Regions from separate parts of the Homo sapiens genome. Here regions 2, 3, 4 and 5 are each linked to region 1. The links are chromatin loops, found by intact Hi-C in ENCODE. Cell type or tissue: Calu3. All regions are shown on one strand. Each heading gives the region's core, and the rest is flanking DNA. Links, peaks and the distances in the headings are about the cores only. Region 1 overlaps TMPRSS11E (transmembrane serine protease 11E). Region 2 has its middle 47 kb from the start of UGT2A3. Region 3 has its middle 51 kb from the start of UGT2B28. Region 4 has its middle 27 kb from the start of TMPRSS11B. Region 5 has its middle 71 kb from the start of UGT2B7.

What was found. Hi-C counts contacts between places; a loop is a spot of excess contacts. Peaks named below come from ENCODE experiments on the same cell type or tissue, not always from the same donor. Only the 100,000 strongest peaks of a DNase experiment are listed, where the experiment ranks them.
Region 2: it touches region 1 in a loop (4-fold over the local background); 4 of 110 quality-filtered maps call a loop at or near these places.
Region 3: a loop joins it to region 1, with 3.0 times the contacts of the local background. A loop is called at or near these places in 4 of 110 quality-filtered maps.
Region 4: a loop joins it to region 1, with 5 times the contacts of the local background. A loop is called at or near these places in 15 of 110 quality-filtered maps.
Region 5: it touches region 1 in a loop (13-fold over the local background); 9 of 110 quality-filtered maps call a loop at or near these places.

Annotation. Positions count from the first base shown.
Region 1 is chr4:68,496,183-68,501,133 of GRCh38, forward strand. TMPRSS11E (transmembrane serine protease 11E) reads left to right here. Exons shown (of 10, transcript NM_014058.4): 10 at 461-1,422. The coding sequence ends at 622. Among named protein-coding and RNA genes, the nearest start is that of TMPRSS11E, 51 kb to the left of the region's middle. In Calu3, for the core only: no CTCF peak of the experiment used is centred there; a DNase peak (open chromatin) is centred at 2,439.
Region 2 is chr4:68,902,506-68,907,456 of GRCh38, forward strand. It overlaps the pseudogene LOC101930041. Among named protein-coding and RNA genes, the nearest start is that of UGT2A3, 47 kb to the right of the region's middle. RefSeq lists enhancers at 1,347-2,239, 3,131-4,022, 4,023-4,913. In Calu3, for the core only: a CTCF peak has its summit at 2,376 (motif pointing right); DNase peaks (open chromatin) are centred at 2,386, 3,616 and 4,336.
Region 3 is chr4:69,329,413-69,334,363 of GRCh38, forward strand. No RefSeq gene overlaps it. Among named protein-coding and RNA genes, the nearest start is that of UGT2B28, 51 kb to the left of the region's middle. In Calu3, for the core only: no CTCF peak of the experiment used is centred there; a DNase peak (open chromatin) is centred at 2,109.
Region 4 is chr4:68,269,842-68,274,792 of GRCh38, forward strand. No RefSeq gene overlaps it. Among named protein-coding and RNA genes, the nearest start is that of TMPRSS11B, 27 kb to the left of the region's middle. RefSeq lists enhancers at 2,179-2,754, 2,755-3,329. In Calu3, for the core only: a CTCF peak has its summit at 2,111; no DNase peak of the experiment used is centred there.
Region 5 is chr4:69,023,382-69,028,332 of GRCh38, forward strand. It overlaps the pseudogene UGT2B26P. Among named protein-coding and RNA genes, the nearest start is that of UGT2B7, 71 kb to the right of the region's middle. In Calu3, for the core only: a CTCF peak has its summit at 2,043; a DNase peak (open chromatin) is centred at 2,030.

The DNA of each region.
Region 1 (4,951 bases), core at 475-4,474:
GCCAAACTTGAGATAGAAACCCTGGTGTCTGACTCTAATGTCTGTTTTTTTTTGTTTGTTTGTTTTTTTAAAATCAGTAATAGACTCTTCACTCCCTTTTTTGGGGGGTTATGTTACACTAATAAAGAGTATAGACAAAATAATTAGGGAGTTATTTTGTCAGATGTGTCACATAAGTTAAGAGTACAGTTCTTCAAAGAGATGGAGGCTTCAATCTCATTGTTTTGAAGGTTTCAAGGTATTTCAAGGTTTCAAGGTTTCAATCTCATCAGTTTTCAAGGTATTGGAGGTCCTCTTTTAGGTGGATAACTGACATAGATGGAGAAAATCACTTATGCATGCGAACACACGGAATACTTTTGAAAATTACCCCTTTCATTACATTCTTAAGTTAGAAAAATAGCCAATTCCTCTGTAATGAACTGAATTATGAATTACTAATTTCTGTCTTCTCCTTTAGGGTGACTCTGGAGGACCACTGGTTAGTTCAGATGCTAGAGATATCTGGTACCTTGCTGGAATAGTGAGCTGGGGAGATGAATGTGCGAAACCCAACAAGCCTGGTGTTTATACTAGAGTTACGGCCTTGCGGGACTGGATTACTTCAAAAACTGGTATCTAAGAGAGAAAAGCCTCATGGAACAGATAACATTTTTTTTTGTTTTTTGGGTGTGGAGGCCATTTTTAGAGATACAGAATTGGAGAAGACTTGCAAAACAGCTAGATTTGACTGATCTCAATAAACTGTTTGCTTGATGCATGTATTTTCTTCCCAGCTCTGTTCCGCACATAAGCATCCTGCTTCTGCCAGATCAACTCTGTCATCTGTGAGCAATAGTTGAAACTTTATGTACATAGAGAAATAGATAATACAATATTACATTACAGCCTGTATTCATTTGTTCTCTAGAAGTTTTGTCAGAATTTTGACTTGTTGACATAAATTTGTAATGCATATATACAATTTGAAGCACTCCTTTTCTTCAGTTCCTCAGCTCCTCTCATTTCAGCAAATATCCATTTTCAAGGTGCAGAACAAGGAGTGAAAGAAAATATAAGAAGAAAAAAATCCCCTACATTTTATTGGCACAGAAAAGTATTAGGTGTTTTTCTTAGTGGAATATTAGAAATGATCATATTCATTATGAAAGGTCAAGCAAAGACAGCAGAATACCAATCACTTCATCATTTAGGAAGTATGGGAACTAAGTTAAGGAAATCCAGAAAGAAGCCAAGATATATCCTTATTTTCATTTCCAAACAACTACTATGATAAATGTGAAGAAGATTCTGTTTTTTTGTGACCTATAATAATTATACAAACTTCATGCAATGTACTTGTTCTAAGCAAATTAAAGCAAATATTTATTTAACATTGTTACTGAGGATGTCAACATATAACAATAAAATATAAATCACCCATTTGCTTGACATTATGATATGATAATCCACAAAGAAGGGGAAGATGGGAAAAATGTTACTAGTCAATTTATTGTAAATTTTTTTAAAATTTGAGGCTAGGATGAAAATTAATTTAATAACAATCAGCATGCTTATGTACTAAAATAATTGTGTTGTGGAATGGGAGGGAACGAAGAGTTCAAACAATTGACTGGAAAGGTTTTATTCATCTAAGACTTTCCCAAACAGCAAATCCTTGAAGGGAATGAGATCCAGGTGTTAGTGTACAGTCTAGTCATGCAACTGAACTGGGGCTCAGACCTCTATTTTGAGATGATTGTAGATATTTTTCTTCCCCTGCTGCTGTGTTTACAGTTCATACATGGTTAATGGTCCTGTTAGACTCCTCTTCGCTGAGATGGAAAGATACCATAGAGAAAATATCCTGGAAGCTGCCTCACTGCTGCATCTAGTGTGACACTGAATGGCTAACTGCCTGGATAACAAAACTGAAGAGTAAAAGCATGATATTGGCCACCTTCATGATTTTTAGTTTTGGTAAATTATTACTGAGCTGTTAGAGACACAGCTTTCAAGTAATCCAGACCGTAATGAAGTTAGGACTGGTACCATGATGTACGGCATGTTAATGGTGAGATTTCACCAAGTCTGTCCTCATTGCATATAGCTACTCATATAAGTTCTATATTGTACAATAATTACCCTGAAAACCAGTATTGCCACGAAAAATTTAAGTTTATTGATCTGAATAACACTGGAGTATGAACTGATAACATTTAGGCACTTGGCAAAAATATGAAAACTGACATGAATTGATAGTGCTAAATATTTTGCATAAGCTATTTTTGTTTCATTTAGCAAAATGCTCTGGGAAAAAACAAAATTGAGGAAAACCTTGAATTTTAAGCAAGGATATAAGTACCTTTAAAACTACTCTCAGTGTTCTGTTAAAAATGGATTCCTCTTGTTTCAGTGTATTCTGTAGTTGGGCCTCTAGGTGGCACCCACAAGCTGTAGGAAGCTATGGGGAAGCCTGACATCAAGAAGGATGTCTAGATCTGTAAGTAATAATGAGAACTGTACCTGAAATTAGAGTCTCGTGAAACCAAAAGAATACAGTTTTTCTTTGCAAATGGCGTTTAAAAATTAATTCGTGTTGATTTACATCATTATTCGTATTTTTCAAATTTCTGGACATTTGATTCCAAACTAAAATAAAATTTATGTTGCATGATTTGAGGAACTCCCTCTGCAAAAGCACCTGGAGCAATTTAAATTAAGAAGAAATTTTAAAAGCTTAATTTTGCAATGACATCTTATTCCTAAGAGAAATACTTTTGATATTTCCTTCTACAAAGGATTTGAGAAATAGAAGTTTGGGTCAAAGTGAAAATATGAGCGATAGTTCAAACTTTATGTACATAGAGAAATAGGTAATACATTTCTAAAATGGTAACTTCTTTTGAAAAGTAATTACCAAAGGGTTTTATCTGCATGTCTGTGTTAACTGTTTCATTGGAGATAGTTAAGAAGATGTGACGATAATATTTATTACTTTTTTCAAGAGGGCAGGCAGTTCCTCTTCTATATCTTCGATCTCTCTTCCTACAGCACTAGTAAAGTACTCTGTATATAACAGTCCTTCAATAAATGTTGTTGAATGACTCTTTTATTTTTACATTATGCAGAAAACATAGCTTTATTATTATTTACACATTGATTTTTAAAAGTAATCCCAGATTTTACACTGAGTGAATTAAGCCGGTTACTATTTATCTAAGCCTATAATCTCACCCGTAAGATAGAGATGATATTTGCTCAAATGATTGTTGTGGAAATAAAACTGTGAATGTTTAAAAAGTGCTTAGCACAGTTCTTGGAACATTAGTAGGTGTTCAAGAGACCATAGTAATAATAACTGTTGCTATAATGAAACTACACTCTTGTTTTAAAAAATATGGTATTTGATTATAACAGGCTGAATACCTTTTTTTTTTGAAATGACAAGATAATTAGACCAACAAAATGTGCTAGTTAAAAAAATTTCTGATTCTACAAAAAGTTTTACTGGGATAATTCCGAAACATATTTATCAAAGTGGTCTGTCAATGTGAGGGTTCATTCTAACTTTTGACTTCAATTTTAAAAAATGATAAACTTTATTAACCACCGAGTGGCTGGATTATATCAAGATCTATGGTGTAGTTCAAATGTCGCCTCTTCCCTGAAGCCTTTTTTTACTTCCTCAAGTGGATGTACTATACGTTTCTTCTGAACTTCCTTACCATTAATTTTTTTTATTTTCAGATAATCATTGATTCAGATACGGTTAAGATATAACTGTAAGATATAATTCACAGAGATTCTGTGTACCCTTTACTCAGTTTACCTCAATAGTAAGATCTTGCTTAGGTGTAGTATAATATTACAATGAAGAAGTTGACATTGAGACAATCCATTAACTTTATTAGGATGCAATCAATTATATATGTGTGTGTAGGTGTGTGTGTAATTAGTTCTATGTAATTTAATTACATATGTAGATTCATGTGATTACCAAGATACAGATAGTTTGTTCACAAGGCTACATCACGCTACCGACAGCCATCCAGCTCCCTCCCTAGGCCTGTGTCTAGTCTCTAATCCCTGGCAACCACTAATCTGCTCTCCATCTTTATAATTTTTATTGTTTCAAGAATGGTATATAAATATATTATACAATATGTAACTTTTTCAGGTTGGCTTTTTCGCTCAGTATAATTTTCTTGAGATCTGTCCAAGTTGTTGTGTGTGTCAGTAGTTAATTCTTTTTTTATTACTGAGTAGTATTACATGATAGGGCTGTACCTCAGTTTGTTAACTGTATACCCACTGAAGGGCATTTGGATTGTTCTCAGGTTTTGGCTATTACAAATAAAGCTGCTATGAAGATTTGTGTGTAAGCTTTTGTGTGGACATAAGTTTTATTTTTCTGAGATTTATGGCCTAGAGTATGCTGGGTCATACGGTAAGTACATGTTTAGATTTTTAAGAAACGGCCATATTCTTTTCACATGGCTCCTTACTACTTGTAAAACTCTCTGTACTTAGAATATCTACCTGTGTATTTCACATGTGCAGACAGATGTGATTTCAACAACTAGACTGTAAACTCCATGAGGGTGGGGACACTAACTGGTTCATTTTTATATCCTTCACAGTTCACAGGAAACTATAATATTGTTTATGGCAGTTGTTCTATAAAGATTTATTAAATAAAAATAAAGAGTAATAAAAGCAAACAAATAAATATACGTGAAATAAAAAAGAAGAAATGGCTTTGGGTAGAAAAGAATGAACAGTATTTCCTTCATGAAGGTATTACTGCTCAATTTCTGTAATTCTGCATGGACTCTACCATGGCACTTCCATGTATCTTATGTTGGTTGATATAAAGTCTGTTTTTCACCTTTCCACAGGGTACACAATCAAACATAGACTAAAGACATGGTTGATATGGAGAATCTTTATACCTGAATTTAGTTTCTGA
Region 2 (4,951 bases), core at 445-4,444, 410 kb after region 1:
TCTTTCTGCTTCCTTTAGCCTCTAATGTTCCTGCCTTTTGCCTACATTGCATTACTGCTACCTGTTTGGGGGCTTATACAGTGTCTCAGAGTCATAGAATTTCTTCCTTGTACTTTATTTCTTTACCTCCAGCAGTTAAGAGTTCTTTTTCTTTGTAAATAGCCCCATGAACATGCAAAGTGGCAAAAGCATATTTGGAGTCTCTGTAAAGATTTGCCTTCTGGACTTTTGCTAACTGGAGAGCTCTTGTCAGAGCTATCAGCTCTGCTTTCTGAGGGGAAGATCCTGTAGGCAAAGACTTCGCCTCCACTACTGAGTCCAAAGTCACCACTGCATACCCAGCTTGGCGGACACCCTCTAGTATGAAGCTGCTCCCATCAGTAAAATATCCAATGTCGGGGTCCCCGAGGGGCTGATCTGTCAAATCTCTCTGGCTTAAGAACACTTCACCTACCACATCCACACAGCATTGAAGGGGGCTTCCTGGCATTGACTCAATGGTAAGCAAGGTAGCTGGGTTTAGGGTATTCACAGTCTAAAATTATGCAGAGATTTTCACATAGGAGCCCTTGGTATCGAGTTATTCTAGGATTTGATAACCAATGGTGCCCCCTTTGGTCCATCAAAGTTACAACCGAGTGTGGTACCTGGATCGTCATTTGCTGTCCTAAAGTCAGTTTATTAGCTTTCTGTCCCAGCAGAGCAGTGGCAGCTAATGCCTTAAAACTAGGAGGCCATCCAAATGCCACAGAATCTAATTGCCTGGATAAGTACGTCGCTGGGCAGTGCCATGATCCTATGGATTTAGTTAGAACTCCTATGGCCATTCCCTTTTGCTCGTGGACATATAAAAAGAAAGGCTTCGTTAGATCTGTCAGTCCTAAAGCTGGGACCAGAGTCAAGGCTTCTTTGATTTCCTTAAAGGCCTTCTCCTGGTTGGCCTCCCAGAGGATGGTCTCCTTTTCCCCCACTTTGTGGTTTCATATAATAGCTTAGCCATGAGTGAGAAATTTGGGATCCAGATGTGGCAGAGCCCTGCTACCCCTAGGAACTCTCTTATTTTTCACCAGGTGGTTGGAGTAGGAAGTGCACAAACCACCTGCTTCCATTCACAACCAAGCCATCTTTTCCCTTAGCTTATATAGAAGCCTAAATATTGGAAACTTTCAAAGCAAATTTGAGCCTTTTTCCCTGACACTTTATATCCTGCCTTCCATAGCAGGTGCAGGAGGTCTTGGGTCCCTTGGAAGCAGTCCTCTTGAGTTGGGGCTGCTAGAAGAAGATCATCAATGTACTGGAGCAAGACACAGTAACTATTCGGTGGGGTGTAGACTTTAAGATCTGAGGCCAGTGCCTCTTCAAAGATTGTAGTGGAGTTTTTAAATCCTTGTGGGAATCTTGTCCAAGTGTACTGTGATTTACCCCCATTGAAAAACAAAACTAGCCTGACTAATTGGTGCAAACTGGAGACAGAAAAATGCATTCTTTAAATCTAGGACTGTAAATCAAGTGGCACTTGCTGGAATATGTCCCATTAAGGTATGCAGGTTTGACACCACTGGGTGGATGGTCACTGTGGCCTGGTTTTCTGAATGCAAATCCTGTACTGGCCTATATTCCCCAGACGGCTTCCGCACTGGCAAGAGAATGTTGTTCCATGGTGACTGGCATTTGGCTATGATTCCATGCTTATGAAGCCACTCTAAATGTTTGTGGACACCCCGTATGTCCTCAGGGAGTAGCGAGTACTGTCGGACCCGAACCGGAGTTTCTCCCAGTTTTAACTCTACCACCACCGGTGCCTGATTTACGCTGGCACCAGTCCAGGTGGATTACTTTCAGCCCAAACTCTGGGAATTTTAGTAAGTAACCCATGCATTTCATTTACTCCTGGTTCCGGAGTCTTTTTTGCATAGTCTCCATTTCTCAGCCTGCAGGACAGTGAGGGTTAACATCATAGCCTCTGGGCAAACTACGTTTAAAGTTACATTCCCTTGCGGCCCAAATGTAATCTGTGCCTGCAGTTTTTGAAGTAGGTCTCTTCCCAGCAAAGAAACTGGACAATTTAGGAGGTATAGGAATTCATTTTGGACTTCTCATCCTCCTATAACACACCTCTTTGACCGACAGGCCACTTTTCAGAGACTCCAGTGGCTCCTACAATAGTTGCACAGTTCTTGGATTGTGGCTCTATAGGTCAGGTCACTACTAAGTGTTTAGTTCTGGTGTCTACCGTAAAGTCCATTAGCTGGCCTCTAACTTCTAATCTGACCATGGGCTCCTCGGGTCCCAAAGAGAAGCAGCCTGGTCTGTCCTACCCTCATATCCTTCAGCCCCTGCCAGTCCAATCAGATCGATGTCTGGTTCCTCCCTGGTGTGGCAGCCACCAGTAGGTGGCCTTCCTATACTACTGCCCTGGGGTCTCTTTTCCCTCCAGTGGTTCTTGCAAAATTGGTTTTTCCTGTGGCTTTCTTTTTGTCTCTGTGTTTGCCGGAGAAGCTTTCACTTTTTGCTCAGCTCAACCTACAAGCTCCTGTGACTTTCCCTTTAACTCTGTGTTTACAGGCGAAGCTTTCACTTTGTCTTTGCAGCTGCCAGCACAGGTGATTTCTCTCAGCTCGACCTGCGAGTATCCTGCAATAAGCTGCTAAACAGGGCTGCATTCAGCCATGAGTTAACATAAGGAAATTTGGTCTGAATGCCCTGACTGTCCTCCTTGTTATTATTCTCTGGACACTCATCCTTCCAGTGTCCTTTTCTTTTGCACCGCTCACACTGATCTCTTTCCAGCCTCGGCTGGCCCTCAAATCCCTGTCCAGACTGGCCTCTTCCATGCCCATGTCCATACCCACATCCATGAGGGATGCTGCCAGCAAATCAGCCTTTTTCTCAAGCCTTCTATTAGCCTCCCTCTTTGCCTCCTGATCTTGGTTAATGTACACCTTCGTGGCCACTTCAATAAGCTGAGTAGCATTCATCCCTTTAAAACCTTCCATTTTCTGCAATTTTCACTGGATATCCCCCTGGGCCTGCTCTACAAATGCCATGTTCATCATGCACTGGCCTCACCAAGTCTTTTATAAAAATGGCTGGGGCTTTCATCTGCACCCTGATGCCCCTCTGAGATTTTTCCTATATTGATTGCCTGTCTCCCGCCTTCCCTTAAATTTTGCAGGAGTGCCTCTTGGTATCTTGGCAGCTGCTATAGTTGGGCTGCCTCATTCCTTTGGGTTCTAGTGGGGGTCCTCTAGTTTCCAGGAGAGGCATTTGCATAGCCCTAACACAACCTGACTGGAGGTGGCTTGCCTGTTTTTCCTAGCATTTCACCTTAACTTCCTGGAGTGAGGGCTCAGATTTTTCCCTCTCAAGAGAGACTGGGGGCATGTATCCATTTGAGCTTGACTCCTCAGAGGCAGTTAACCTGGGGAAAGCGGGGGTAGATTGGAACATATGGAGGAGGGGTCTCTTTTCCCTCCAGTGGTTCTTGAAAAACTGGTTTTTCCTGTGGCTTTCTTTTTGTCTCTGTTTGCTCACGCTACAAGCTCCTGTGACTTTCCCTTTAACTCTGTTTACAGGCGAAGCTTTCACTTTGTCTTTGTAGCTGGCAGCACAATTGATTTCTCTTGGCTTGAGCTGTGAGCATTCTTCAATAAGCTGCTAAACAGGGCTGCATTCAGCCATGAGTTAATATAAGGAAATTTGGTCTGAATTATCTGACTGTCCTCCAACTCAGGTCACCACCTTAAACACACGGCCAATTTTCTCCCTATCTGTAGCACATTTGGCAGGCCAGCCAACACCAAAAAAGGGCTATTCTAATTCACAGAGAGCTCTCAGCATCTGAGGGGTTAACTTGACTCCCTCAACCCCTGCAAAGCCTTTCTTAAAGTTCTTTAACATACATTCCAATGGGGTGGGTTTCCACGATTTTCCTCCCATTTCCTCCCAGTTATGATGCAGCACATTCACCTTTCCTTTTGTTTTAGACCGATTGGACCCGGTTGGTCCTACATTTTGCTCGGAGCGTACAGCCTACACTAAGAGATCAGCAGCTCCACACATGTCATTCCCGTTGGTTCCTCCCAGAACTGTCTCTTTCACACGCACTCACACACTTCCCCGCTCCCAGTTCCCTATCCTGGTTGGGGCAGTGAACCGCTCTCACTGCATCCAGTTTCCTTCTGAACTAACTTAGCGAGCCACTCTCGCGTCCTGTGTTGGTTGGGGTGTGAGTTTCATCCAAATTTGTGAGCCACTCTCACCGTCCCCCAGCCTCTCTGTGTTGGATTAGTTGTCACTCCCTGGGAGGTGATCAGGCTCCCCTTCTGTCCTTATGGGATAGGTCCTGCCTTGGGCCCCAAAACTTTACCATGGTTCTGAAGAAAGGGCGCCATTCCTGGAACCGTCCTGCAACCCCTCCGGGTTCCCTTGTGCTGTCAGGGGAGGGGCACCGGGGACGCGGGAGAACAGCTCCTTTCTCTGGGCTTAAGTTCCCTTGATGGGTCCTGAAGTTAAGGGTCTCCCACAGCCGAGGCCCCAGACCGCCCACAGGCAAAGAAGCCAGCCAAGCTGCAGTCTCTCAGTCCCATGTGGGTCACCAGGTGTGTAGCGGATCAGGAGGACCCGAGAGAGACCTTGGGGTATATAGAGGAGGATATCTTTATTGAGTACACTCAGACCCAACGGACTTACCATCCAAAGATGGGGCCCCCAACAAAGACAGCACTTGACTTTTATACACACTTTAAAAAAGGGGTGGGCTAACTTGGTGCAGGCTTACGGTGGCACGAAAGCAGGGATACAGAAGGAGAACAATTAATAAAATTGTGACAGGTTCATAACCCAGGATTACACATGACTATTGCTATGCAACCTAGATGACTGTTATCTAGGTTTTGCTCAAAAGAGCCTTGCACTGGTTTATCTTATAACCTTCACTATGGTGCCCAGA
Region 3 (4,951 bases), core at 578-4,577, 830 kb after region 1:
TTTATGGTGGCACTTAATTGGCAACACAACAATATTAAGAGGTGGGGCACTTAGGAGATAATTAGGTCATGGAGGTTTTACACTCATAAATAGAGTAGTGTTTATATAAAAGCTTGAGGGTGAGTTTGTCCCATAAGTCTCTCTTACCATTTGAGGACAAAGGGACAAGGCCCTATCTTGGAAGTGAGAGCAGCCCTCACTAGACACTGGACCTGCTTGGTCCTTGATCTTAGACCCCTGACCTCCACAACTGTGAAAAAAAAATATTCATCCTTTATTAATTACCCAGCTTCAGGTATTTTGTAAAGCAGCATAAATGATGTAAGATACTATCTAAATCAGAAGGATATACAGACATGAAGGATGGGCCTACATGCCTTCATAAGTGTGTGCTCAATTCAACATGAAGGGGGATTCCTACTAACAAAGGATATCTACTCCATACATACCCCTACTTTTCTGGAGTCTCTGGGAAAGAGGGAATGAGGAGGATGCTGGTGCAACTATATATTTCTCCATCAGATCATCTCAAGTTTTTTTTTTTTTTTTTTGCACCTCTCACAGTGGTCCCAAGACCAGGGATGCAAGTGTTCATGCCAGAAGCAAGGATAATCCCTAAACCAGAATTTGCAACTATAACTTTAAACCTTTGTGTCAGAATTTTTAAGGACCTGATAAAGTTGACTGTGGTGCATTCACCGTATCTGGCAAGGTTGGAACTAACAGTAAATACTACTATGTTGAATCGTGGTCAGGATAGACCATGGTTTCTGTATTTATATAACCATATACTATATAAATGGTAGTAGACTGGAAGGAAAAAACTTTCTAGACTAGGATTGCTGCCAGCAATCAGGGCTAGCCCAGTGGGTGGACCTCACAACACTTCTAGTAGTAGAAAATTTGGGGTAAAAATAAATGACAGATGGAGGGAAAGAGAAATCATCGCTGAGGTTAAAGGAATGAATAAGTGTGTTATGCAATGAAGGTAATACAACAATATATTATTATCTCCAGAAAGGCTCAGAGCAAGAGCATAATATGATCTCTTAGCACAATTATACTAGATGTCTGGAATTGTGAAGCTGTATGTTTGCCAAGATCAGCTGCGCTTTTGGAACCCGACAAAGTGAAACAGCAGCCTGTAAAAGTGCGTGATGTTAATCTGGGAGACACTCTGGTTGTACTATATGTTAATGAACTGGATCAACTGTTAATAACTAAAAGGAACTCTAGTAAATAGGCAGTTTTTTGACTCCTATTTTTCAGGCTGTCTCTGCTAAAGAAGATGTCATTTTTTTTCTTTATTTCCTGGAAGAAAATGTAGGGACTTGCTGTCTACTAGAATTTTAAATGGTGTTTTTTTATGACTCTCAGAAGACAGATCACTGCATAACTGTACATTTTGATCACAAAATGCTTAGAAGCTTTATAATGAACAATGACAGCCCACCCAGCAGCCACAGTGTGCTAATCACAAACACATTAACTTTGATTTATGGAGAGAAAGTTATCCACAAATGTGAATGCAAAAGCAATGGGTTTCTGGCAGAATTAAGCAGTGGACATTTTATGCTGAATCTGAGTTCCCCTGGGAAACAGCTCCACCCTAAAATAAGGAAGGATATGGGAGGCCTTTTGGCATACAAATGAAATTACATTTTTCTATGACTACCCCTTATCTGTACTTATTATGGGGCATCTAACATTTTGGGGTGCAAAACATGTATTCTAACTTTACTCAGGTTATTGATATACAGAGGAAACAATGTGCTTGGTGGATTGACCAATACTGGTTCATGAAATGGAAAAGTGTCTTAGGAGAGATGAGTGCCATCTTCTCTATCCTGGGAATGCCTGAATTTGTTTTTAGTGAGGAGTAGCATTCAGGGAAAATATAATTATAGGAAATTTTCTTCCAGGAAATAAACCAAAAATGAGAGTCAGGCTGGAAAGATAGTGAGGCTTTAGCGAACTGTGTCAGGCAGTCTAAGCAATATTGGATAATGCTAGAGCCCAGCCCCTGGAAAGATCCTGTGGGTCACTCTAGTAAATTATTCACCCTGAGAATGGGGTCATAATTTGTAGCCAAGCCAGTCAGTAGTTAATGGATAGCCTGGAGACTCACTACTTGCAACTGGCGTCTGGATTGAAGACCAGTGAGATTAAGCCCTTTACTTGTGGCATCTCATGCTATTGCCATGTAGATAGTGGCATACTTGAATTAAATTGTAGGAAAAACAGTTGTCAGTTGAGAATTAAATTGAATTGTTGTGAAGGTAAAACATCCACATATTGGTGGCTGGAAATTCTGTGTTGTGAGTGAATATATAGAAAATCAGTTTTTTTCCCCTAATCATTTTCTAATATAGGTATTTATAGGTATAAGTTTTCCTCTGAGCATTGCTTTCACTGCATCTCCAAAGTTTTGACATGTTGTGTTTTTATTGATTTTAAAGTATTTTATAATTACCTTTGTGATTTCTTTTCTGACTTATTGGTTATTAACATTAACAGAATAAAAACTCTACTGCTATATAGTTCCATCACTCTTCTTTTTCTGTTACTGATGTGACAAATTATATCTCTGTATATTGTGTGCCTAATAACATGGATTACTAATTGTCTTTTAAGCAATTGTCTTCTAAATTATGAAAAAAAAAGTAGAATCACAACCAAAATTACAAAAATATTATATTTTATAATTGTTATGAATTTACCTTCACTACACATCTTTATTCCTTTACATGTGTTTACATTGCTGCCCAGCAGCCTTTTATTTAGAACTAAATATTTTCTTTAGCATATTTTGCAGGGCAGGTATGGTAATAGTAAACTTTCTCTGCATTTTAAAAATCTGAAAACGTCCTAATTTCTATCTAACTTTTGAAGGACAGTTTTTCTGGATGTACAATTCTTTATTAACATTTTTTTTTCAGTACTTCAATTATGTCAGTCCACCGCTTCTTGGCTCCAATGTTTCAGATAAGAAATTGTCTGGTAATCTTACAAAAAATGATTTATTTATGAAGAGTCACTTCCCTGTTTTCAAGTTTCTCTTACTCTTTTGACTATGAGCATCTTGATTATAATGTGTCTTAGTGAGGATCTTTTTGAGGTAATCCTACTTGGGGTTTGTTGAGCTTCTTGGATTTGTAGATTTATGCACTTTATTACGTTTTTCTTATTTTCTGCAAGTAGTTTTTGAAATAGTCTTTGCATCCTTTTCTTTGCTTCTTCTCATTCTCAGACTCCCACAGTGTATATTTTGGTTTATTTGATAATACCCTACAATTTTCTTAGGTTCTGTTTATTTGTTTTCCTTTTTTTTTAACTGACTGAATAATTTCAATGACTCTTTCTTCAGGTTTGCCAATTCTTTCTTCTATCTGCTAATATCTGCTTTTGAAACCTTCCAGTAAATTTTTCACTTCCATTATTGTACTTTTCAGCTCCAGAATTTCCTTTTGGTTTCCTCTTTAATTTCTTTTTCTTGATTGATATCATTTTGTTCATTCATTGTTTTCTTGTCTTGGTCTATTGATTCCTTTAGTTATTTAGACACATTTAAGACAGTTATTTTAAAATCATTTGTGTAGTGATTTCAGTGTCTCTGCTTTCTCAGAAATTGTTTTTGTAAGTTTATTTTGTTACTTTGAATGGGCAGTAATTTCATGTTTCTTTATACACTTCATAATTTCTTTTGAAAACCAGACATTGATTTTTTAATGGACTATGAAATCAGACTTTCTTTTTTGTTTAGGGTGTAATTTTTAATTTTTTAAAGATTTCTCCAGCCTCTATACAAAAGACATGTTGTCTCTCAGTCCTGATGTGCTGCCAGATACATATGAAGAAGGATTAGGAAGCCCAGCATTGACTATCATGAATAATTCTGCACACAACATGGGTCTGTCAATATATTTTCAAGATCCTGATTTTTATTATTTTTGGAAAAATACCCCGAAGTGACACTGTTCGACAATATGCTAATTCTGTTTTATTTCAAGTAGCTTCATACTCTTCTCCATAGTGACTTCACCATTTTTTATTCCTATAGACAGGGCCCAAGACTTACTATTTGTCTACACTCTCTTTAACATTCATTATTTTCTGTTTTATGGAAAAGGTAGCTTTCTTATGCAAACTTTAGACTTAGTTTTCCCTTTCTTAGTTCCTTGATGTGTAAAGGTAGGTTGCTTATTTGAGATGTTTCATCATTTGTAATATGGTTATTTTTTGCTATAACATTTTCTCATACTACAAATTTTTGCTGTATGCATAAGTTTTGATTCCTTCTTCACAACCTTTTTTGCATCTTTTATGTGTATTGTTTGTGTTTAGCATGAGGATTACATGAAGCATTTTAAAATTATAACAAACTATTTAAATGAAATGAAAAAAACTTTAAAGTTTATAATTTTACTTCAATCACATATAAAACTTTGTCCCTTTACATCACCCATCCCCACTTAATATTCTTAATATCACTGAAGATATCTTCTTATATTGTTATTAATTTGTGTACACTTATAGCTATTTTATGCTTTTGTTTTTTAAGTTGCATATCAGAACTAAAAGTAATTTATGCACCAACATTAACTACAGAACTCTATATTTGATTATATATTTTCCTTTACTAGTGAAGTTTTTATTTTTCTGTGCTTTTGCCTAGCATACTATTTTTTTTTTTTTTTTTTTTTTTTTTGAGATGGAATTCACTCTTTTTGCCCAGGCTAGAGTTCAATTTTGCAATCTCGGCTCACTGTAACCTCCGCCTCCCAGGTTGAAGTGATTCCCCTGCCTCAGCATCCCAGGTAGCTGGGATTAAAGGTGCTTGCCACCATGCCCAGCTAATTTTGTATTTTTAGTAGAGATAGGGTTTCACCACGTTGGCCAGGATGGTCTCAAACTCCTGAACTCAGGTGATCTGCCCACCTCAGCCTTTGAA
Region 4 (4,951 bases), core at 530-4,529, 230 kb before region 1:
CCCAACTCTGCACTAATTAAATCTTAAAGCTCCAAAATCTCCTTTGACTCCATATTTCATATTCAGGGCACACTGGTGCAAGGGGTGAGCTCCCATGGCCTTGAGTGGCTCTGCAGGGTACAGCTCCTGTGCCTGCTTTCACAGGCTGGTGTTGAGTGCCTGTGGTTTTTCCAGATGCACAATGCAAGCTGTCAGTGGATCTACCATTCTGGGGTCTAGAGGACAGTGGCCTTCTTCTCACACCTCCACTAGACAGTGCCCCAGTGGGGACCCTGTGTGAGGGTTCCAATCCCATGTTTCCCCTCTGCATTGTATTAGTAGAGGTTCTCTATGAGGCCTCCACCACTGCAACGGACTTATGCATGGACATCCAGGTGTTTTCATGCATCTTCTGAAATCTAGGTGGAGGTTCCCAAACCTCAACTCTTGTCTTCTGTGCACTCAAAGGCCCAACATCACATGGAAGCCACCAAGGCTTGGGACCTGCACACTCTGAAGCAATGGCCCAAGCTGTACATGGCTGGAGCAGCTGACATGCAGGGTGCCATGTCCCAAGGCTGCACAGAGCAGGGGGACCCTGAGCCCAGTTCACATGAAACCATTTTTCCTTCCTAGGCCTCCAGGCCTATGATGGAAGGGGCTGCTGTGAAGATCTTTCACATGCCCTGGAGATATTTTCCTCATTGTCTTGGCTCTTAACATTCAACTCCTTGTTACTTATGCAAATGTCTTCAGCCAGCTTGAATTCCTTCCCAGAAAATGGGTTTTTCTTAGCTGCCTCTTGGTCAGGCTGCAAATTTTTCAAACCTTTATGCTCTGCTTCCCTTTTAAACATAAGAAGTTCCAATTTCAAACCATCTCTTTGTGAACTCGCATGACTGAACACTTTCAGAATCAACCAGGCCACATCTTGAATGCTTTGCTGTTTGGAAGTTTCTTCTGCCAGATACCCTAAATCATCTCTCTCAAGTTCAAAGTTCCACAGATCTCCAGGGCAGGGGCAAAATGCCACCTGTCTCTTTGCTAAAAAAAAAGCATGTGTGACCTGTGCTCCAGTTCCCAATAAGTTTGCCATCTCCATCTGAGACCACCTCAGCCTTGGCTTTATTATCCATATCACTATCAACATTTTGGTTAAAACCATTCAACAAGTCTCAAGGAAGTTCCAGACTTTCTCACATCTTCCTGTCTTCTTCTGGCCCCTCCAAACTGTTCCAATCTCTCCCCATTACCCAGTTCCAAAGTTGCTTCCACATTTTCAAATATCTTTATAGCATTACCCCACTCTTGGTACCAATTCTCTGTATTCATCCATTTTCACACTGATATAAAGAACTACCCAAGATAAAGAAAAGAGGTTTAATTGACTCACAGTTCTTTCTGGCTGGTGTGGCCTGAGGAAACTACAATCCTGGTGGAAGGGAAGCAAAACATGTCTTACATGGTGTCAGGAGAGACAGAGCACGCAGGGGAAACCCACTTTTAAACCATGAGATCTTGTGAGAACGCTCTCACAATCATGAGAACAGCATAGGGGAAACTGCCCCCATGATCCAATCACCTCCCACCAGATCTTCCCACATCATGGGATTACAATTAGAGACGAGATTTGGGTAGGGACACAGAGCCTAACTATATCATTCTGCCCCCGTGCCCTCCCAAATCTCATGTCCTTTTCACATTTCAAAACCAATCATGCCTTCCCAGCAGTCCCCCCAATGTCTTAACATATTCCATCATTAACTGAAAAGTCCAAATCCATAAGTAAAGTCATGTGAACTAAAAGTCTACAGTTTTTATTTTTCTGATAAAATATTTTATTTAAACTCATTATTTTTAAACCAATTAATCAATATACTATCATCTTTAGTAAAGGATGCACCTTGAGAAAATATTAGAGGATGTGTTACATTCGTTACAAATTTCTCATTGTTGATTAAAATGTCAGCATTGCTCTCATTATGAAATTTGGGAAAGAAAGGGAACATTTTTTAACCCAAACTAAGTAACTAATAGTCAGTTTTAAAAGCTTAGTTATTTGGATTATTTCATTACTCAAAAACTGGCTCACTGACGATTCAGGACTTTTTGCTCTTACCACTTACATTTTAGTCATTACCCCACATGTCCACTAGATGGTGTGTAAGGACAGAAAAAAATAAATTAAAAAATCAAAGAACTTAGAGGGAGATGACCACAGTGTTTAAGTGAAGAGCTGAGAATTTTCTTTGGATTTTATCCCTAGTAATTCCAGTTACTCTAAAACAAGTGAGAAAGATCCATACTAAAGAAAACCTTTTTAATGTCATCCTGGCCAACATGGTGAAACCCCGTCTCTGCTAAAAACACACAAATTAGCTGTAGTCCTAGCTACTAAGGATGAGGCGGTAGAATCTGAACCCGGGAGGCGGAGGTTTCAGTGAGCCGAGATCGCGACACTGCACTCCAGCCTGGCGACAGAGCGAGACTCCGTCTCAAAAAAAAAAAGAAGAAAGAAAAAAAATTTATTTATGGCATTTGCCTACCAAAATTACTTTTTGAAAAGGTTTTCAAGTCATTGAACATAAATGTCTTTTCGGTCAGAGGCGTGCATAGAAATAGAGATGGGAAGGCAAAAGGAAGCAATACTAGCAACCACTGAAAAAACTCTTGTGGGCAGACAGGGAAGAAAATGTGGGCTGCTGTTTTGACTAGCAGCCATCTACAGAGGAATGTTACTGCTCTTTGAGAAATAGTCCCTCCTAGGTCATGGCTCATTGATGGCTGTGTCTGCCTAAAATGACAGAACTGTAAGGAACAGCTAGCTGTCAGTCATTCTACTCTTTGGAACTACCAGGATTCAGCTTCCACAAAATAGAGGTAGAAACAATGTAGGTGGTATTTGCTTGATATATTTATGCTGCTATGCTTTTGGATCCACATGTCACCTAACAAGAATTTTACTGACCTAATTGAGTTGACTCTGTAATTGATTTTTGCAAAACTCCCCCAAAAAGTAAAACAAACAAACCAAAATGTAGTATTTTATTTTCTTAGTTCTCCTGGGAATTCTAGAAACTTGTTTTTGCAGGAGTGGCATCTCCATATGCCCATACGGAATTTGTTCACCAAAGAAAGTTAAGGTTGACTATTGATATGTATTTGCATAGTACTTTACAAATGAGTGGAGGCGAAAAGGGAAGATACAAACACTTTGGTGCTGTACTAACTGGGTACTAAGGTCACTGAAATTACTCAGCCTCAGGAATCTAAGGAGCTCATTATGAATAACAAAAGAAACTTCTATCACTCAGAAAATTCCAAGGGTTTTAGGAGTTTTGTGCCTGGAACCAGATTGCCAAACATATTTCTTATTCTAACACAGCCATATTAAACTAGAATTTTTCAGTGTATCAGAGATTTATCAACAGAGAACAAAACTGAGCTTACATTGTCAGCCGTGGTGGTAATCTCATTTCAAAGCTATGTATACTTTTGAATGATATAGATATGAATATAGCAAAATTCTGATTTACAAGAATCTCAATACATTTGCTCAGAGCTGTGCTAGGCTGTAATAGTTCTTTTTCACAACTACCATTGTAGGTGAATGCCAGATATATGACAGTCACCTTCATACTAGTAAGTTTTCTCTATGAAAAAATTTCAAAGAATTTTGTGTCAGTAAAGGGTTGTGACTTGAGAAATAAAAATAAAATTCTAAGCCCCCACAACTGACTGAATGGATTTCCTCTTGACAAAGGGAACCACAGAGAAAACCTGCATTCACAACCATAATGGGACGGGAGATCAGTCATGCCTCATCATAACCCTTCCCTTGCTAACTGTCATTAGGTTTTCTTCCCTAAGTAGTCCCAATAAACTTGGTAGTCCCAAAAGTGGGATCTTTCCTTGTTTGGTATTGCAGAGCCAATACACAAAACCAAACATGAGCATCGAGTGGAGCAAAGAAAGGAGAAACAGGAACATGGCTCACAGATCAACTTCTCACCTAGTGAGAGGTGAGGAGTTAAAATGTAGAGTCTCTTTAAGGAAAGGCTTGGACATTAAAAGGGAGGGGAGGAATATTCATATCCTTTCTGGAAATGGGCAGTGATATCAGAACCAGAGTCCAACCTTGTTCTTGTTCTTTTATGGTTTCTTCTGGTCATTGTCATGGCGACTGTTAACTATCATGACCCGGCTGGAAGTGTCACTTAGCATGAAAATTGGATTATAATGAAGTCTGAGATATATTTACGGCCACTCAGTCAGCCATCTTGATTCTAACTGGTTTTTGACCAATTCTCCTGAGGAGGAACTTCTGTCTGCATGCCTTCCTGTTTCTAAAAATAAGGAAAGTTACAGTGAGGTAGAAGTTCAGCTATGTCACACAGGCATTATACTAGGTAATAAATTAACTAAACAGAAATCAGCCTCTTCAAAAGACTGCTAAATTGTCTTCCATGTATAGAACAAAGGTAAGATGAGATTAATAATTCCTTCACCTTCCCCTGAGACATCTGCTCCCTCTATTCTCTTTTTTCCTCAAATGTTCACCTATCTTATGTAAACTGTTCATTTACTGGGCACTAAATAATGTCTCACAAGTATGTAATCATTTGTCTCACTGCCACTGTCACGCGCATCCGTGTGAAGACACCACTAAACAGGCTTTGTGCGAGCAACAAGGCTGTTTATTTCACCTGGGTGCAGGTGGGCTGAGTCCGAAAAAGGAGTCAGTGAAGGGAGATAGGGCTGGGGCCGTTTTACAGGATTTGGGTAGGTAGTGGAAAATTACAGTCAAAGGGGGTTGTTCTCTGGTGGGCAGAGGCGGGGGTCACAAGGTGCTCAGTGGGGGAGCTTCTGAGCCAGGAGAAGGAATTTCACAAGGTAATGTCATCAGCTAAGGCAGGAACCGGCCATTTTCACTACTTTTGTGATTCTTCAGTTACTTCAGGCCATCTGGATG
Region 5 (4,951 bases), core at 474-4,473, 530 kb after region 1:
CGTGTAGGACTCTAAAGGCCCATTCTCCTCATTTCAATTTGGACCAACTCTGAAGGGCTAACCACAAGCCTCCTCACCTAGAAAGCAAGCAGACTCAGTTTTTCAGCATCTCAGGGAGCCTGCAGTGGTGATCCAGTTCCTTCAGAGAGTCTGTGAATTTTCTCAGCTTTCCTGGTGTGTTCCTGCTGTAATCCTTGGAGAAACAGTTCATGACATGAGTCCCAACACACTGCTCTATCCATTCGAGTAGAAGCTGCAAACTAGTTCTGCCTCCTTTTCATCATCTTAATCGTATACATCTGTAGCAACCTTCTATGTCATTTTTCTATCTTTGTTGGTTTAAAGTCTGTCTAGTAAGAAGTTAGAATTGCAACTGCTGCTTTTTTTTTTTTTTCATTTTCTTGTTAGATTATTTTCCATTGGTTTATTTTGAGCCTATATATGTCACTGCAGGTGAGATGGGTTTCTTGAACACAGCATATCAATGGTTCTTGGTTCTATAATCAGCTTGCCCTTCAGTGTCTTTTGATAGGGGCATTAAGCCCATGTGTATTTAAGGTTAATATTGATATGTGTGGACTTGATCCTGTCATAATGATGTTATCAAGCAATTTTGCAGACTTGTTTATGTGCTTGCTTCACAGTGTCACTAGTATGTGTACTTCAGTATGCTTTTGTAAAGGCTGGTAACGCTCTTTCCCCACCCCCCACCCCCCCGATATTCAGTGCTTCCTTCAGAAATTTTTGCAAGGCAGGTCTGGTGGTAACCAATTTCTTCAGCTGTTGCTTGTCTGAAAAGGTTCTTATTTTGCTTATGAAGTTTTATTAGGCTGGATATGAAATTCTAGATTGCAATTTCTTTTCTATAAGAATGTTGAATATTGGCCACCAATCTCTCCTGGCTTCCGGGATTTCAGTTGAGAAGTCCATTGTTAGTCTGATGAGCTTCCCATTGTAGGTAATTTGGCCTTTCTCTCTAGCTGTCTTTTACATGTTTTTTTTTTATTTTGACTTTGGAGAATCTGATAATTATTTGTCTTGAGGATGAGCTTCTCATTGATTATCTCACTGGGGTTTTCTGCATTTCTAAATTTGGCCTCTCTAGCTAGATTGGAAAAGTTCTCATGAATGATATCCTGAAATATACTTTCCAGGTTGATTTCATTGTCTCCATCTGTTTCAGATACACCAAATACTCATAGACTCATTCTTTTCACATAATCTCATATTTCCTGGAGGTTTTGTTCATTCATTTTTATTCTTTTTTCTATATTATTGCCTGCCTGTCTTATTTCATGAAGCCTGTCTTAAAGCTCTCATAATTTTTTTTTCAGTTGGTTTATTTTGCTATTATTTTTCAATTTTTATTTGTGATTGCATTATAAAAGTCTTGTGGTGTTCTTTTCAACTCTATGAGGTCAGTTACATTTTCTCTTTACAGGCTACTTTGTTAGCTTCTGCAATGTTTTATTATTATTTTTAGCTTTCTTGCATTAGGTTACAATATACTCATTTAGCACAGTAAACTTTGTTTATATCCCTGTTTTGAATTTTACTTCTGTCATTTCAGCCATCTTAGCCTCAGCCCAGTTCTAAACCCTTGCTGGAGAGATGATGCTGTAATTTGGATGAAAAAATGCACTCTGTCTTTTTGAGTTTTCACTGTTCTTGCACTGATTCTCTCTTATTTTTGTGGGCTTATCTGCCTTCAATTTTTGAGGTTGCTGGCCTTTGGATTTTTTTTTCTTTTATTCTATTTGATTGCCTTGAAGGTTTGTTTGTGATATAAGGTGGATTCAGCCAACTGACATTGTTTGTAGAGGGGGCAGAGTTCAGTTCCCAACTCCTGGACCGTATGCTTTAACTCTGATGGACTTGCATTGAGCCCCAGCTTTGTTCTCTGGCTTTTCAAGGCTTTAAGTCTACTGCACTAAGGTGATGAAGGTGCAACAAGTGCAGCAGAGTGCTAGTGAGTGCAGGAGTGTCTGCCTCTTTCTGAGTGTTCACAACAGTGGCAGAAGCAAAGCAGTTGGAAGGGGAATGGAAGACCCCTGCTGGAGACTGTGTGACGTTACATGGGAGGTGGTGTTTGTTTAGGGTGGGGTGATTGCCAGCACAAGTCTGGGTGCCTTCTCTGTGCCCTGCAAGCAGAAGTGATCACTCAGGGTATGGAAGGATCCCCTGTCCTCTATGCAGCATCAGAAAAAGGTGGGCACTGGCTTGACAGGGATTTCTGGTTCTGTGCCCATCAAAGCTCTCTTTGCAATGCTGCAAAGGCTATCAGTGTGATTTGAGTGAATGTGATGGGGGGTCATGGAGGGATGCACTGCACTCCTGTGTGCTGGTGGGTCAAGTACAGCAAAATCCACCCATGCAGACATGCACTCAGCAAAGTGGTGTGAGGAGTTTCTCAGGGGAGAGGCTCAGTCGAAGCTGCAGTATGGGAAGGAACATGCAGACTGGTACACAGTTGTAGGGACTGCGTCACTGGAACTCTCTGTCAGTCAGGCCTGGTCCTCTGTTGCAGAAACTATGGTGTGTTTCTGGCTGCCCTGTAAGTAGGCATGGCAAGGCTGGGGCCCCAGTTGAGGGTAGAAGATCAAGGAGTCTCAAATCAGACCAGCCTCATCTGATGTGCAGGATCACCATGCAGGGATCAGGTCTGACTGTTACCCAAGGGCTAGGGTCTCTTATTCATGAAAGTTGAACTTACAGAGATGGCCACACTGCTACAGATTCTCCTGCACCCACTGCTCTGGGATCCACATCAGTTGGCTTGCTGCTTTGCTACTTTGTTTGTTCCTGTGGCTTCATCTCAGAGAGATGCAAGCCAGCAATGGCTCAGTGTCTTTGCTCCTTTGTTTGTCCAAGGGAGTCAAGGAAAGTTTCACTGCAGATGCAGTGGCTGAGAGGCTTTCTGTTGCCCCAGTGGCTCTCTCCAAGGAGTTGCCAATTTGCTACTAGCTGGATAGATTGGGCAGGTGTTGGCTAGAGACCCAGGCCTGGAAGATCTGCATGATGAGGACATACAGGAGCAGGCAACCACATTACACTCTGATCATTTTTCTGTAGGGCTGCTGTGTTATGCTAGGGGCCACTCCAGTCACTATTCACCTCAGATTTTTTAGTACCTGGAGGTATCACCAGTGAAGGCTGAGAAACAGGAAAGACGGCAGCCTGCCCTTTTCTCTGGTAGCTCCATCCCAGGGAGATATGGACCTGTTTCTGCCACAAACATACCTCTAAGAGGTGGCTGGAGACCCCACTTGGGAGATCTGACCCCTAGTCAGAAGGAATGGTATCAGGGACCTGCTTAAGGTAGTCTAGCCACATTTTCATAAAGCAGCTGTGCTTTGCTGGGGGTACACTTCAGCCCTCGGTTGCCTCAGACACTCCAAAGCTAGAAGGCTGGAATGGCTAAGTTGCCCAAACAGCAAAGATGTCAGCCTGCCCTGCCCCCTTGGGTCTCTTTACCAGGGATGCCTGGAACCTCTGTCAGCTTGTGAATACCAGTGATGGTAGCCAAAAATCCCCGTTGGGAGTCTCCACCCAGTAATGAGGACGAGGGTCAGGAACTCAATTAAAAAAGCAGTCTGGCCCCATTTTTATATGGCTGCTGTGCTGTTCTGGTGTATCATTTTCACCCCAGTCAGAATGGGTTCTTCAAAGCTTACAGACTGGAATTGATAAGTCACTCAAACAGCAAAGATGCCGGCCCATAACTCTCTCTGGGAGCTCTGTCACAGGGAGTTTTCAAATCTCTGTAGACACAAGAACACTGGTGGGAGTGGTTGGAGTCCCCTGTTGGGAAGTCCCACCCAGTGAGGAGGAACAGGATCTGGTACCTGCTTAAAGAAGCAGTCTGGCCATGTTTTTATAGAGCAGATGTGCAGCAACTGGGGAATTCCTTCCACTAAATGTACATTTGGACTCTCCAAAGCTCGAAGGGCAGGACAGCTAACTTGCACAAACAGCAAAAATGGCAGCCTGCACTGCACACCATGCCTCAGTTGAAGGTGCTGTGTGGTATATAAATTATATGTAAACAAAATATACAAAAAATTATTTGAACCATGTTTTGTTATTTTATCTTTAGTTCTGTGTCAAACAAAATGCACAAACATGGACCTCTCATGACTATGTTTCTGGAAACTTTTCTAAAATAAATTACATAAGACAAGTGATGTGTCCATACAAGAACATTGATATTAGCTCAAAGATAGCACTTATAAACATAAAGGGACATTAAACACACTTGTGTAAATAGATCATCTACCTTCATTTATCTCCTTGCCATCTACATGCTCAGACTGTTAATCTAATGATAATATATTTCCTTTGAAGTGTAAAAGTTACATTTGAACTTCGTGATTGATTTATCCATGGATATAACCATAATAAATGACAGAAAGAAACAGCAAATGGAAAAAAGCATTGCATTGCACCAGGATGTGTATGAAATGGACTTCAATTTTGCTGCTGATACAGCTGAGCTGTTACATTAGCTCTGGAAGTTGTGGAAAGGTGCTGGTGTGGCCCACAGCATTCAGCCATTGGATGAATGTAAAGACAATCCTGGATGAGCTTGTCCAGAGGGCGCATGAAGTGCCTGTACTGGCATTTTCAGCTTCCATTTGTTTGATCCCAACAGCCTACCTACTCTTAAACTTAAGTTTATCCTGCATCTTTAACTAAAACTGAGTTGGAGGACATCATCATGCAACTAGTCAAGAGATGGGCAGCCCTTCCAAAAGGCACGTTTTGGTCATATTTTTCACAAGTACAAGAAATCATGTGGACATTTAATGACATACTTAGAAAGTTCTGTAAGGATGTAGTTTAAAATAATAAACTTATGAAAAAACTACAAAAGTTAAAATTTGATGTTGTTCTTGCAGATGCTATTATTCCCTGTGGTGAGCTGCTGGCTGAGCTATTTAACATACCCTTC